Linked DNA regions of Homo sapiens: all the other regions are linked to region 2. Evidence: read pairs that join two places in POLR2A ChIA-PET (ENCODE). Cell type or tissue: CD4-positive, alpha-beta T cell. All regions are shown on one strand.

Region 1 (4,000 bases), 180 kb after region 2:
CACACCTGTAATCCCAACACTTTGGGAGGCTGGGGCAGGCGGATTGCTTGAACCCAGGAGTTTGAGACTAGCCCTGGCAACACAGCAAAACCCTGTCTACAAAAAAATAAAAATTAGGGCGTGGTGGCGCACACCTGTCCCAGCCACTTGGGAGGCTGAGGTGGGAGGATTCCCTTCAGTCAGAGAGGTTGAGGCTGCAGTGAGCAGTGATCATACCACTGCACTCCAGCATGGGCAACAGAGCAAGACGTTGTCTCCGGAAAAAAGAAAAATTGCAGATGTAGTCCACGTATGTTCATGGTGTGTTTTTTAAATGCAAACATTTGTCTACTAAACACTAGAGGCAAATGCATAAGACAACAAAGGAGGCCACACAGCAGAGCAGTTCATAAAGCTTATAATTCAGGATGTTTGAAAGCTCAAAACCACCAGCCACCCAAGTAAATTTCTGTCATGTACAAATATGTGCTTAGAGGGGATTAAGGGAGTACCTTTCAAAAATAATAAAAAAGGATACACTTAGAATGACTGGCACCACTATTAGCTCCTAAGCAGAACTAGTTTCTCATGTTCACTCAGCTAAAGCACAGCTGGTGACAAGAGTAGACTAAGGAATTTGAAAAGCCCCTCTTGGGAACAAGCTCTTAACCTAAATCTAGATTTTCTGGTCAAGAATTTAAAGTGGCTCAGATCAATCTATTCTGATGCAGTTCTCTACCTGATCTTGTTTCTGGAAGAAACCACCCCCAATTTAAGGCCCGTATGTTTTCTTTTTAAAAATGTTTAAGCTCAGACATGGTGGCTCACGCCTGTAATCCCAACACTGGGAGGCTGAGGCGGGAGGATCACTCGAGCCCAGGATTTCCAGAGTGGCCGGGGCAACATAGTGAGACCTCACCTCTACAAATAATAAAAAAAATTAGCTGAGCATGGTGGTGCACAACTGTAAACCCAGCCACTCAGGAGGCTGAGGTGGGAGGATTACCTGCGCCCAAGGAGGTCAAGGCTGCAGTGAGCCATGATCTTGCCACTGCACTCCAGCCTACGCAGCCAACTGAGACCGTCTCAAATAATTTTTTAGAAGTTTATATATTCCTCATATTAATCCAAAGTCAATTTCAGGGATCATCTAACTTTGCTGAGTGAAACCATTTATTTTAGAACTACCTGAACTCTACAAATTCCAGTCAGTGTGCAGAACAACACAGCCAGCTCTACATTCAGTCAACCATTCATGTTAACAACGATGAGAATACCAAAAAGTGAATGTTCTATAACCAGGCCAAATTTGCATTAGGCGTCCTCTCTTCCAAACTTCAGAAAATCAGGCGATTCTCCACCTAATAAATAGTAGTGCTCATGGAACAGTGAATGACAAGAAAAAAGGGATGAGTCCTAAATAATCCACAGCTGCTGTTATGGTAGAACCAGCTCTGCAGGAAATTTTTTTTTTAAAAGACAAAATTTCTTAGGGAAAATCATGCATTTCATGTTGGTTAATTTCCAGCAAATACGAAGTTTGACAAAAGAAAAATATTTAGCTAGACTTACATGGCAAAGAGGAAGGTAAACTCATTTTCTTGAGATCGTGCCTATTCCTCTTTTTGCTGTCTCTGTACTCAGAATACACTTTACTTTTCTACCATTAACACTTTGCTGCCTTCTTGAAGAACAGGGCATGCCGCATCTCTGAAGCCACAAGCCAAGCAAGCATAGTACCTGGTACAAGTATAGGCCGAAATATTTGCTGGATATTAGAGTATATGGAAACATAATGAAAGCTTGTCATCATTGACATTTAAATGTGAAACTGTCACCATCAATTTGGACAATTAGAATCCATCTCATCTCGTTTACATGGCAATTCTTCAATATTCTTCACAGAATAAGTAGCCTTTAAAAGTGTGTTCAAATTACTTCTTACTCAAGAGCAAGCAAAATGACATTTTAATTACATTATACATTCTATAATTCTTTATACTAACTAAAGACAAATTGAAAATAATCATATTCTGAAAAGGAAAAACTCCACGTCCGTATAGTTGGCAAAAGATCAGCACAATACTAAGGGTACATGACAAGAGTTTATGGAAAACTGGTATTAGAAAAGAAAGGTTAATCAGATATTCAGATACATGAAATCAGTCTGTAAGTGGGTGGATGGATGTGTGGAAAACCCTTTAAGATTCTGCAAAGGATGAACTTGATATTAAAGAAGAGAGTTAATTTTTACGGTAAAAAGTTGTATCAGTAGAATTATGTGATACAGAAAAAGTCATTTTGAGAGAAGAGAGTCATTTTTAGAATAAAAGGTTAAAATTTGGAAACTCCTGTTCTTCTGTATGTTACATGGTTTTCCACACTGGCATTTTTCATGAATATGGATTATAGTTGGGAAAACCTTACTATCTGATTTGGTATTTAGTTACACACCCCATGTAAATATTGCCTATTATATTCACCAGCCCTCAGTTATTCCAAGTGCCCACTCCTAATTATCCATCGATAGCAAAGAAAATATTGTGACAAAACAAGTTTTATTTTGCAAAACATAATGTGATATGAACTCCACTACAAAATACGGGAACACATTATTTTTAAATTATATAATCCAGCAGAAGAGAAACAGAGTGAATGGAGGTCTAGGGACTGAAAGGATCTCTTGTGGCAAAGGGGAAGAAGACAAAAATACATCACCCAAGATGTGGTAAAGGGGACCAAGAACCACTGAAAAAGTAGTGCAATATGTCTAGGAATAGAAGAAACAGACTGTGTATATATATATATTTGCCTTGTCAATAACATGCATCATTCAAACAATCTCTAATAAAATCTTAGTGAATTAATCTAATGAAAATATTCACACAGTATTATGTAGGCAAATATGTTTAAAAAAATATTTTAATAAGCATATTCAGAATGGCAGACAAGGAATGGGAGAAGGGAATTATTTTACAGTGCAAAATTACTATGCATAAATTTAACATCTAATTTGAAATTTTAAATGCCTATTTAAATATTACTTCAAATACATTTTAAAGCTCAACAAACTTGTGTTGAACTGAATTGCAGATCCTGAACTCTATTTGAAAATACATCATGAAACAGAAAATACCCATTCCAAATGAAAATGATAGTGCTTTGTTGGGGGTGGGAATGAGGCGGGGAGACTAAATCACTATTAACAGACTTCTTTTTCCAATGCAATTTGTCAAAAGTTCAAAAGTTCTGAAATGTACTAAATCTTAAGCAAATTAAATTCATGATATTACTAAAACTTTTTAAATAGTGCAATGACTTATCAAGTTATAGTGGCTGCATTAAGAACAAATTATTGTGTGAAATACCTGTATAAACACAAAATACAATTAAATATTTCTTTACAAAAAGCTGAGCATTACGCATAATAGTGGAATGTCTTTCATTAGGTGTATTTTTTAAAGATTAACAAAAGTAACATTTCCTAAAATGTATACATGTGCCATATTTTTGCAAACATGCCTGAGAATGTATTTAAAACATTTCTGTAGTAAGAGTTTGCAAGAACTTCACAAACCTGCAAATAAAATGCATCTTTTTAAAAAGGTGAAAATGGCATCTCCAACACTGCAACAATTCAAAAAGTACAGCATCCCTAATCTTTAAAAACATTTCTACAGACCATCTTTGACAAAGAGCTAGGATACTTTGGATTCATTTAATAAAAAATGATTTAGAAAACAGATTGTGACCATCTGCTTGCTAAAGCTACTGCCATTCTGGATAAATTAAAAGTTTTAAGTAAAACAAAAACAACAAAAAACTCATACTTCTCAACACTTCCACCCAAAACTTTGATTTACTTAGATATGTATGTAACAACAGTGAATGTACATTAAGATGAAGTCAAGTGTTGCAAAGTGGCTTTTAACACTGTTTGGGAAAAAAAGTTGTTCACATTGGTGAAGGGAAGCAGTCCGAACATATGTTAACAGTAATACTTCATGGGGGTAAGGCCTGA
Region 2 (4,000 bases):
TAGTACACAGTGTTGGAGTGGACTCATGGAAATCCTCTAACACACTTCTGGTGGAAGTACAAATTGGTACAGCCTTTATGGAGAGCACTTTACATATCACAATCTGTAAAAGCAGGTGTAATATTTTGCAACTCAGCAATTATACATCTAAGAATGCATCCTTATTGAAATGTTCATAGATATATAAAATATTTGGCTTAAAGGATGTTCCCTTATTGTTCATAACAATGAAAAAATTGTAAACAAACTTAATTTTCCAAAATAAGGTTAAATAAACTATAATACAGTCCTAAACACATCCAAAAGCAATGTTGAAGAAGACAGTTTAAGTACTTGGCCTTTGGAAGGAATTAAAAGTATATGTAGTGAAGTCATGATCATATGGCAAAGTGAAAAAAGCAGGTTGCAAAATGGTTCAATTAGTGGTTTCATTTAAGTGAGAGACTGAGAAAGAGAGGGTCTGAAATTTCAAAGACATATTCCAAATTATTAAAGAGGGATTATGGTTACTAGTAAAGTTATGGTTTTATGGGAATGATAGGTATTTCTTTTTTGCTGGTCTACATTTTAAAAACTCTCTATATTCAATGCAATTTGATTTTATAATTAAAAAACTATTTTCATATATCGAAGGTCTAATATCCTTTTAAAAAAACCTATATTCAAACAGTAAGAACACACTAAAAAGTACTTTACAACATTTTGGCGACTTGTAGCATTGAGTTACAATGGAGAGAAACTGGGCTCCAAGTAGGGTAAAATAAATCTTTGTTTTAATTGAGCCTTAAATGAAGTAGGTGTGGAAACATAAATTTAAATCATTTTGGAGTTTGAGTTGTGGTCCCTCATTGATTACAATGATTTGTGCTGAAGTTATTTTTTCCTCTGGTTTCAGATACAGAGTGCCATTGATTTGGCTATCAGATTGTTTGGGCTGTGTTACTCCACGGCATCTACATGAAGTGAATTCTTGGGGTTACAAATGTCTGGTGGTCAATTAACTTTGCAAAAGATCAAAAAGATGACTATACACACACATGCAAATAAGTGTTTGTTAACATGAAGCAATGTAAAGATGGGCCTGTGAGTATGCTTATGATAATAACATCAAGTTGTTGTTAGGCCTCATTGCCAGGTTATTCAATATCCAAGAACAAAACCTGGCTATACAACTAGATACTAGAGAATACTCTGAGGTATACAAAAGGGGGCTTATGTTTTTGCTCTTTCTTGCCAATCCCACCCCTCCCCTATTATTGGGACACTCAGGAATCACAGGCCAGGTTTCTTGTTAATTCAGAGTCTAGCCAAGGATCCCTTTCTACTGAGAACTTCTTGAAAACAGTCCGTGATTTCCTCTTCTTTGTACTTCTAGCATTTAACACATTTTTGGTGCATAGTAACCACTCAATAAAGTTTATTCCATGAATTGATTGGCTTGATTAAGATAATAACATGAAGGATTAAAATGGAGAGAGATGCAATGCTTCTGGCAAAGATCACTCTATAATTTCTTACTCAAGCAGGGCACAGGCCAGCCTAATTGTTCCGTAATCATACTTAATAGCAATGTTAGAAACAAATATTCAGAGGCTTTTATTGAATAACAAATGTGCTTTCATCATTGTAAATAAAGTCCAAAAGTTAAAATTTAAAAAGTCAAAGATATTTAAAATTTTAAACAAATGATTAAGTGGAAACATGACTGTGCATGGTTTAATTTGGTATTTTTAAATGAATAAAGACATCTTGTATTTTATCCCATGATTGGTGTGGCCTGATTAGAACAAATTTCCCATAATATGTGTGCATTTAGTCTTAGATAAGAATCTAAGAAGTGTCTAGGATTGTGGCTAAAAATGGAAATTGTGATAATATGGTTTATATTTCACAAATTATACATTAAAGCACAGCACTTTAAAATATATTTGGATAGCTTTTCAAGGAAAGCAATGACTCATTTATCTTGTCTTTTACAATTTGTCTCTAGTCTAAAAAAATACATATAATCATTTTGTTCAAAGCAGTGATGATAAGTTGACATAATAAATCTCACATGACAAATATCCTGTGATCAAAGTGGTCCAGTGAAAGCAATGTGATTTCTAGAATGCCACAAAACCCTCAAAAACCCTTTTTTGACCTACTTAAATAGGAAGTTTTGTTTGCTAAGAATGTAGAGCTCAAGAAGACATTCAGCTTGAATCCAGGGGTTTGAGTAAATTCTCACCTGGCAGTTACATTTTTACACTCATAACCAGAGGCCTATGTAAGGAGTTACAATTCACAAACTCAAAAGTTAAATAAGTGGAAAGAGTGATGTTCTTTCTAAGCAGCCATCGGCAGAGAATGTATTTCTATTAGGCTGTCCTGGAAGAGGAACAAAGTCCATTCTCTTACCTTCTACATTGCCTGGTGTTGGGTTTGGGGACAGAGGCCCCCCAGCCAACACTTGGGAGGGCTTTTGGGAGTAATCAGTTATACAAACTGCAACACACGGAAGGTGGTGTTAAATAAAATGTATAGGAGACCATTGTTTTGGACTGAGCTCCTGCACTAGGCCCCCACATACCAAACCAAAATGAAGTCACTCCTGTTAAGTGACATATAACCAAGCTGAAACTTTAAGGAAGCAGGTAAAACTCCCACAGACTAGTTTTTCCTGAAAACAGAAAATTCACAGCAACCACGTAGAAAGAGCCCAGTCAACCTGAGCAGGGATGATAAGGAAATCCCCTCTGCTTTAACCATTACAAGGAAAATAACCTGAAGTAACAATGTTAACCAATCTGGTAGTTTTTATAAAAATTTCTATTTCTTGTTCCTACCTTACAAAAACCAACTGTTCTGTTAGAATAGTAGAGCCAAAACTAAGTATATAATTATACAAGCCAGCCCATATCACTATAGTAACTTAAACACCTCCAGGACACTCAGAGCACATATCAGTTTTTTAGAAAGAGATGCTGCCGATTCATGAATCACACATAAAAACCTATCAGATCTAAAAACTAAATTTGCTGAAATTTTGTTTTTTAACAGAGACAATGTTTATTTTGCTTCCTTTTTTTTCCTCTGGCTTAAATTAACAACTAAGCTTTTTCTGTAACTGTGAAAGTTGCTTATTTGCCCTCCAAAGAAATTGTATAGTCTCTCTACCCAACTCCCACCCCCAAAGGATAAATAGTAAAGTATTTGGGCATTGAGGTTTGGTTATGTTTCCTGAGGATGTGGACAAGCTAAGAAGATTTCTTACATCAGATAAGATGTCTGCCTGCGGTTTAATTTCCACAATTTAGGGCAAGTTTAGCAGCTTTAAGGCATCAGTTTAAGGTAGATTTATTCTTTGACTCCAAAACCTATGACTTTCCTTCCTCAACTCACCTCTACAACTTTCTATAGTTCCTTCTCTTGAAAAGCTTGCAAGATCAGCTGCTCAGAGTTAAGTAGGACAATGGCCTCATTATAGAGCAAGGAAGCCTCTTACTTTCCAAGCAGCCACAATGGGGTCAGGTGGTAGTGGTGATATGGGTCTGCCCCCCAGCTAAGTTGTAAAGGTGAAGAAGAAGCAAGAACTGAGGCTTGATTCTCAAAAATGTGGAGGACGGGAACATGGCAAAGACACAAATTCCTTTATTTTTTTACTGAAAATGGGTTCAAGTGCTATAGAGAATGAATATCTGAGTTAAAACAGTGCTGAACTTATTGATTTACACCCTTCATAATAGTAGAACCCAAACTAGGTATATAATTATACGAGCCAGCCCATATCACTATAGTGATTTAAACACCTCCAGGACACTCAGAGCACACATTGAATTTAGCGTATATTTTTAAGATTGACTTGACTAAGCTTTTAAATAAATTAATAATTATTCCCTTCAAGGTGGGTTTTAAGAAAAAGAAAAAAATTAATAGTTACAATAACAAACACAGTGATTCTAAATTGGAATAGTGAGATTAGGAACAGAGGACTGTAGGAGACTCTCCCTATGTTTTA
Region 3 (4,000 bases), 180 kb after region 2:
AATCCCACCAAGAGTGCACAAGGGTTCCAGTTTCTCCACATCCTCACCAACACTTGTTATTTTCTGTTTTTCAGATTGTAGCCGTCCTAATGGATGTGATATGATAATCTTGTTCTGGTTTTGATTTGTATTTTCCTAATGATTAGTGATGTTGAGCATCTTTTCATATGCTTGAGGTGATGTTTAGTTGTAAGAATTCTTTATATTCTGGATTTTAACCCCCTTAGATATATATGTCTAAGGAGATATATATATATTTTTTTAACAGTAACATATAATATATAAATAACAATATTTATATTATTAAATTAATATATATATTTAAGGATATATATATATTTAACAGCTTTCCTCCTGTTTTCTAAGAATTTTGTAATTTTATGTCTTTAGATCTTGAATATATTTTTGATTTCTGTATATGTTGTAAATACATATTTAACCCCTTTAGATATAGGGTATCTGCATATATATACAGATACATCTTTATACATCTCTATATCTGTGTGTGTATATATATACACACACAGATATATCTATATCTAAAGGGGTTATATATATATATATATATTTTTTTTTTTTTTTTTTAACACAGGGTCTCACTCTGTCACCCAGGCTGGAGTGCAGTGGCATGATCACAGCTCACTGCAGCCTCAATTTCCTGGGCTCAAGAAATTCTCCTACCCTAGCCTCCTGAGTAGCGGAGTAGAGGTGCATACCACCACACCCAGCTAATTTTTTTGTAGAGACGGGGTTTTGCTATTGCTGTCCAGGCTGGTCTCAAACTCCTGGGCTCAAGCAATCTGCCTGCCTGGGTCTCCCAAAATGCTAAGATTCCAGGTGTAAGGTGCTGTGCCCAGCCCCTTTATCAGATATGTTATTTGCAAATACTTTCTGTCATTCCACAGGTTACCTTTTCACTCCTTTGATTATATCCATTGACTTTGATGCACAGCAAAGTTCTAAATTTGTATGTAGTCCAGTTATTTACTTCTACTCTTGTTGCCTGTGCTTTTGGTGGCATATCCAAGATATGCTGCCAAATCCAATGTGAGTTTTATAATTTTACGTCTTAAATTTAGATCTTGAATACATTTTGAGTGAATTTCTGTATATGTTGTAAAGTAAGGGTCCAACTTCATTCTTTTGCATGTGGATATTTCATTTTCCCAACACCATTTGTTGAAGAGATTGTCCTTAACACATGTGTTTTAATCAACTTTAAAAAACCCTCTTAGAGTCTGATTTTTTTCTAATTTGTTGAAGTTAGAATTCATCTTTTTGATAGCTTCTTGTCTCACTTGGCTTCCTTGAAGCATAGGCTGTCAGTATTGGGCAACGCTATAGATGATGCACTGCTCAGAGGAGAAAGCACAGAGCTAGTGCCATTGTGTACCCACAGTGGGTCAGCATTTACCAGGTAACTTCAATTCTTCTTTCCTACAGTTCTCATCACTTGGGGCCTATGTATACATTGGTTCATCCATCCATCAAGCCAGACTGAGTTCACTGGGGCCAGCACCCATCCTCTACTAGAGGCCTGGCATCTACAGGTGAAGCTCAGAGAGGCACACTTGCCCGGTGTGGTCAGGGAACCCGCATTCAAACCCCCATCAGTCTGACTTCAAACACCCTTGCTCTTCGCCACCATGCTAGGTTCTCGTTTCTCTTAAGTCTGTCTGTAATAGACTTGGCAGTACCAAACTCATCACCGCTCTATACTTGTCAAATGTTATTTTTCATTCATTGTTCACCCACTGTGGATTTAAAGCTTAAGCATGAGATGGTGGCTGGTTTAATCTGAGAAGGCAAAGCAGCTATGCTTTTCCAGCTGTGCTAAAAGTGCCCTCTTGTGGCAACACCTGCTTTTGGCAGCTAAATGATGGAAAGCAGTTTAAGAGGAAGGAAAAGCAGTATTTACTGAGGGCCGACTATGTGTTTTCACTGGGTTCGGGCTAAAATGTGCCTTCTCATATTTGGTCCTTCCAGCACTTTACTGGTGCATAAATGGTGGCTTTAGCCAGGCTAAGGAATTTGTCCAACTTCACTCACATGAGAAATGTAAACCTGGACTTTGATTTCAAAACCCCTTTCTTTCTGAAGAATATATTTCATATACCATCCCTCGTTGTTAGAGAAAGAAATAGGAGGGTTTCATCAAGAGTGCTTTATCATATCTGCCTATTTATCCTTCAGATAATTTTTTTCGGTGAATATTTTTGAGGACAATGTTCACAAATGATGACAGAATTATGAAAGTATAGCTGAGATATGCATATGAATGTATGGGAGGAGGAATTTCATTCCACCTGGGAATGGTAGGAAAGGTTTCCTTGGAGAAATGGCATTTGAGCTGATTCCTGAAAAACAACTAGGATTTGCCTGAGAAAATACTGGCGGGGACAGCCCACCCACCTTCTAGGGCCTCTGTCCCACTCCTTGATTGGAGTGCATCTTTCGTTATAGTACGTCCCCTCATCTCTGTGGGTCTTCCTTGACCAGCCTATCTGAAATAGGCTCCCCTGCCCTCACCACACCATGTTCTCTTCTCTCCCTTATTTCATCCCCATAGCACTTCAAGCTCTATGAAGACAGAGGTTTTGGTCTGTTTTTTTTTTTTTTTTTTTTTTTTTTTTTTTTTTTTTTTTTTTTTTTTTAGCGTAGCAGGGCAGAAGCATGGCCTCATTTGCGTTTTAGAAAGATCACACCAGCTGCAGTATTTGGATTGTATACTGTAGGTCAGAGGTTGGCAAATTCAGATGTCTCACAGGGGCCAGGTGTGAATGCCTAGAGTGAATGGTGGGGCTTGGGGTACATACCTGCTCAAAGGCATTGAAATAAAACAAAAAATCTGCCAGCTAGACTTAGCCCACTGGCTACCAGCGTGACTAAGTTGAACTACTACAGATGAGATTTGCACTATGACAGGATCACTGGGATTGCTGCGTGGATGACTGTCAGGTGGGGATCACGGAAGGGCAGAACTGGAGGTGAATGCATCAGATAGAGCAGGCTGTTGTGCTAGTGAGAATGATGAGGTCCTAAAGTACAGTTGTTTCTTTTTACATAGAAAAGAAAAGGGATTTGAGTTATTTTAGGAATTATAATTAACAGGTGATAAGACTGTTTCTCTTTTTTTTAAAGTTGTTTCTTCTTTTTTTTTTTTTTTCTTTTTTTGCCTAAATGTGTGTCTTCAGGAGACCATTTTAACTTTGGGAACATTTTTTTAATTAAGCATTTTATTTAATTATTTTCAAGAAACCACCTTAAATACTTAATTAAAACTTGAGGCCTATATTGAAAACAGGTTTCCTGATAGTTTCCAGAACATTATTTGAAACACCTGTTTCCTCAACTAAGATTTAAAAATTTAATAATCCACTGTAGGATGCTGAATAGACTTCACCCATTATCACTTTGGATTTTTTTTCTTTTTTTTTTCTTTTTGAGACAGAGTCTCGCTCTGTCGCCCAGGCTGGAGTGCAGTGGCGCGATCTCGGCTCACTGCAACCTCTGCCTCCCGAGTTCAAGTGATTCTCTTGCCTCAGCCTCCCGAGGAGCTGGGGCTACAGGCTTGTGCCACCACGTCTGGCTAGTTTTTGTATTTTTAGTAGAGACAGGGTTTCATCATGTTGGCCAGGCTGGTCTCGAACTCCTGACCTCAAGTGATCACCCGCCTCGGCCTCCCAGACTGCTAGGATTACAGGCATGAGCCACTGTGCCTGGCCTGGATTTCTTAATATCTTATTGTTTTCATCAGCCATCAGAATTATGAGTTCAGCTTCTCTCTGGATCAAACTGGCAGTTCTCAGGGTGCTGCAGCGCTAATAGTGACAAAGTAGACTTAAGATGGCCATGTGACACTGACGGTGAAACTAATCATCTCACCGGAGTCGTCAGGTGAACGGAACCTTTCCCGAAGGGCTCATGGCCCACCTGTGCTAGGGCTGAGAGTCCAGTGCTGGACATGGCCATCCCATGACCTAATGAACATCTAAGCATG
Region 4 (4,000 bases), 400 kb after region 2:
TAATTATTAAAAAATTCACATAGACTATTGTAGGAAAATACAGGTATATTTCATCTATACTAAGCTTTTTCTAAAATTACTTTTCTAATGTGGTTCATACTCAGTACTTCTAAAACTGATAAGATGCTTTATTTGAGAAAACAAGTTGCAAAAAATATCCTTATGTAGAAACACAGAGATTCACATTTCACTGGCCCTGTCTTGTTCAAATCTGATTCAAACCCTTCCAGCATGCACAGTTCAAAGTCATAGACACCCCATGGCTAAGAACTTTTAGTTGCAAGTGAGGGAAAACCTGACCCAAACTTAGCTTGCCTAACTGAAAAGTTAAAGGGTAGCCAATTGGATTTAGGACTCAAATGATGACACCAGGATTCTGTTGTTTTCTCTCAGTTTCAAGTCAGGGCAAGGTGGCAGATCCTGCCAGAGCCCCTACATTCCTTCAAGTTTCAGGGCTTTATGTTCTTCTGCAACAGGCCAAACAACATTTTCTGAATTTAATCTCAAAGTCTTTGATTGGATTCACCATGGTTATATGCCATCCTAGAATCAGTCACTGCTCTATCTATAAAGCCAGTGCCAGCTTCATTAGAATGCTAGGATCAAAAGTGGTGATGTTGGTGGAATTTCAAAGGAAATTTAGTGAGGTTACCAGAGAAGTATAAAAGTATATTGGATGGCAGGAATATTAGCTGTCCACCACAGGCACTGTGAAAATACCAGTAGATTGGCTAATTATGGAGCCGTGTAATCCATGTAGTCTTGGGGACTCCTGTAGAAAACTGGCTACAAGGCCAGAGGGGACAGGCTGATGGTCTATAATTTTCTTGGGGTTAACTGGCCACAGATGGAATCACCTTGGCCCATAGAGTCTTTCTTTGCCCCTTGGTAAATCTCTGTGGAATTTCCATATAGCAGTAATTATGTATGAATTCAGGTAATAGTGGGCAGGTACGCTTTTAGAGAAAACAAGTGGGTCTATGAGGAAACATGGATGGGAAAAGATATTTGCCACGGACTCCACCTGGGAGTATAGCGGCAGGTGCAAAGATCTTTGTTTTCAAAGACTCAAAACCTCAGTGGTAATGGATAAACGTCTCTGTCAACAGGGGACTATGAGTCATTTGCCTTTGCTTTGAGTTTTTTTTTTTCCTTCACCTAACAACACTGATTGGTTTTGTTGGATAAAATATCAATACTTATCTCTTTCATTTAAGTCATATCTATGTACCCAGAAATACTCAGTGAATTTGTTAAGTCAGTAGTATACTGTATGCATCAGTGCCACCCAGTGAATTGTTTGGCATTTGGGAAACATTAGTAAAGAAAAGTAAGACAGCAAGTGTTGTTACCTTTTTGCTGAGGAAGAAACTAAAGCAACATCAAATCACTCAATTCATTAAAGTCCCTTATATTGTGCTAGAATTGAAGACAATGCCAGGTTATCAAATATCATTTTTAAGAGAATCAGTCACCAATTTAGAAGTTTAAAATAGGAGTGAGAGATAAAAGAACACACCCAACTGATAGGTGTTTTCCATCTGAACTGTAAGGCGAGAGATATCATCACGCTGACTGGGTTCTTCCATATAAGACACAGTACTCATAGAACTAAAAACAAGGGAGAAAACAAATTTTAGTCATTATTATAACAATAATAACAAAATACAATATTGCTTTAAGCTAAAATGTTACAAAGATGAAGTTTTCTCAGAAAATTTCAAGTAAGTCTTATGTAAATATCCTAGTGGCATATTGAAAGTCCAAAACATTTTAGAGATGGAAATATTAAGATGCAGAGGAATTATTTGGAGCAGGTCTCAATGTGATGGCTGAAGCCCAGGGCAGTTACCCAGGTCATCAAATTATCCAGAAAGCGATCCTGGGTTGATGTATGTGTATGGGGTAACAGTACATACTTCAAAATCCATTGCCAATCGCATCTCCACCACTGATATAAAGCCTCTCCTCAAAGTAGATAAAGCTCACAAACAGGGCTGGGGGACATATGAGGAAGCTTAAAATGTTGGAAGACAACTCTATATACACATGGAGTATTATAAAGAGTTCACTATTATATGTAGTTCACAAAATCCCTTTAGTATGAAAAAGAAAAATGAGAAACTCATCTACGTGGTAGAGGAAACCGCAATTCACCAAAACTATAATACATTAATAAGCATCAATCGGCCTTTTCAACATCGAAAAAGGGTTTTGGTTTCGTTATCAAGGCAATATGAGCTTATCCTGGTGCTAAACAGGAGACCCAAGCAAAGAGGAGGCCCCACTGTCTCTCCAGCACTACTTAATTCAACTTAGTTCAGAGGAAATTCAGCTGTAACTAATGACAGTCTCAGAATGCTGCACCCTCAATTTTCTCCACCTGTGAAAATGAACTTTAAGACAGATGTCATTTCAAAGGGGAGGATATAATAGCATGTGTGTGTGTGTGGGTGTGTGTTTGTGTGTGTGTGTGTTCAGAGTGACCACTTTTCTAAGCAGGCTATGTTTTTGCTTTAATTAAATAAAAAATAGATATTTGCTCTTAATCTTTGGGGATCTTTTTTCTTGCAAGGAATTTAAAATACTTAGTTCTACGCTGTTTGGAATTAATGAACTTCTTGCAAATCGATATTTTAAGAAAATCACGGGTAATCTATTTTTAAAAATCCTTTAATGCAATACAACTTACATGATAAATTAGGGTTTACCCACTCAGCCCAAGAAAATGATGGAAGAAATTCTGGCTGCTTTTTTCATGGTGGATTTCTGGATGAGTGACTTAATCTTTATTCTTATAACACCTGCCTTCCTCAATTTACTGCTGCCCTTTGAAGTAGCAACCAGCCTGTTTGGCCACACTGGCTGCAGGTGTTGTGGGCAATACCAAAGATGATTACTGCTGCTTAAAAAACCCAATGTTACATAAACCCCTTGATTCTAAGATAAGTCAGTCTGCTCCATTACTATATATGCTACTTTTAACTTTGTAAAACATTTCCCATAAATTATCTCATTTTACTTTCACAATATCCTTTGAGGTAAGTAAAAGATTCATTATTCTACCCATTTCAGAGATAAAGGGAATGAGGCAAAGGGCTTAATGTACATGTATAAAAGGCAGACAGATTTCAAATGTCCTGTTTACCTCTTAGTGACAAAGTCCCAAGTATGATTATAACAGACAGAATGAAAATAGGGACAATGAAATAATTAATCACTGCAATTAAAACTTACTTGCATAATACAGAAGGTATTCATAAAAACTCAATTTCTTTTCTACTGAACACCATATTAAAAATTCATGGAGAAGAAGAGGTGGTACAAAACTCAAATTAGCTGGAGTGAAAATTCCAAGACAAAAAAGCAAATAAGGATTTTTATAAACTGTCTTCACTATCAGTTACTGAAGATTGACAATCAGTGCACTTAATATTATTATCATTATGAAACTGGTAAATGTCATAAGGGCAGCTTAAAAATCCCACTGGTTGAAGATTGGTGTGCAAATAGAAAGTTTTGCAGATTGACTTTTTTTGAGTTATTGTAGATAAATTTGTTCAGTGCCCTTTTATTTCCATAGGAATCATATAAACAGTGTATGCTCATTTTACAAATTCAAAACATACAGAAAAACATAGAGAAGAAAGTAAAATTACAAAAAATTATTAACCTCAGTTGTTCTCTAACCCCTGTTAACATTAACAAAAATCATTTCAGACATTTGATTTTACATATGGGCTCATATTATAGATGCTTTAAAAAAATTTAAAATGTATCATGGATAACTTTCCATGTCAATAAATAGCAAACAATACTTTAAATATCAAGACAGTACTTAATACATACACATTCTGGATTTCATTTAACCATGTATCATCCATGCCTTTTAGGCTATTTCCAATATTCTACTATTATAAAGAAAATTATAATGAACATCGTGTCAGGGACTCTTATTTACTTTCTAAAGTTGTTCTTTCCTTCTTCCTTGGTAACAGAA

The links. ChIA-PET counts read pairs that join two places held together with the same protein. Peaks named below come from ENCODE experiments on the same cell type or tissue, not always from the same donor. Only the 100,000 strongest peaks of a DNase experiment are listed, where the experiment ranks them.
Region 1: POLR2A ChIA-PET joins it to region 2 with 5 read pairs; 2 of 35 experiments call an interaction of 5 or more read pairs at or near these places.
Region 3: POLR2A ChIA-PET joins it to region 2 with 6 read pairs; 2 of 35 experiments call an interaction of 5 or more read pairs at or near these places.
Region 4: POLR2A ChIA-PET joins it to region 2 with 5 read pairs; 1 of 35 experiments calls an interaction of 5 or more read pairs at or near these places.

Annotation. Positions count from the first base shown.
Region 1 is chr1:66,986,550-66,990,549 of GRCh38, reverse strand. It overlaps MIER1 (MIER1 transcriptional regulator), which reads right to left. Exons shown (of 14, transcript NM_001077700.3): 14 at 1,931-4,000. It also overlaps a transcript of SLC35D1 not described here. Among named protein-coding and RNA genes, the nearest start is that of MIER1, 64 kb to the right of the region's middle. In CD4-positive, alpha-beta T cell, no CTCF peak of the experiment used is centred here; no DNase peak of the experiment used is centred here.
Region 2 is chr1:67,170,320-67,174,319 of GRCh38, reverse strand. All of the region lies in intron 3 of IL23R (interleukin 23 receptor), which reads right to left. Among named protein-coding and RNA genes, the nearest start is that of IL23R, 5.9 kb to the right of the region's middle. In CD4-positive, alpha-beta T cell, no CTCF peak of the experiment used is centred here; DNase peaks (open chromatin) are centred at 2,109 and 3,279; H3K4me3 peaks cover 652 bases; H3K27ac peaks cover 626 bases.
Region 3 is chr1:66,994,088-66,998,087 of GRCh38, reverse strand. It overlaps a transcript of SLC35D1 not described here. Among named protein-coding and RNA genes, the nearest start is that of SLC35D1, 58 kb to the left of the region's middle. In CD4-positive, alpha-beta T cell, a CTCF peak has its summit at 1,873 (motif pointing left); a DNase peak (open chromatin) is centred at 1,857.
Region 4 is chr1:66,767,998-66,771,997 of GRCh38, reverse strand. It overlaps DYNLT5 (dynein light chain Tctex-type family member 5), which reads right to left. Exons shown (of 5, transcript NM_152665.3): 3 at 1,520-1,611. Among named protein-coding and RNA genes, the nearest start is that of DYNLT5, 18 kb to the right of the region's middle. In CD4-positive, alpha-beta T cell, no CTCF peak of the experiment used is centred here; a DNase peak (open chromatin) is centred at 2,247; H3K4me3 peaks cover 820 bases; H3K27ac peaks cover 733 bases.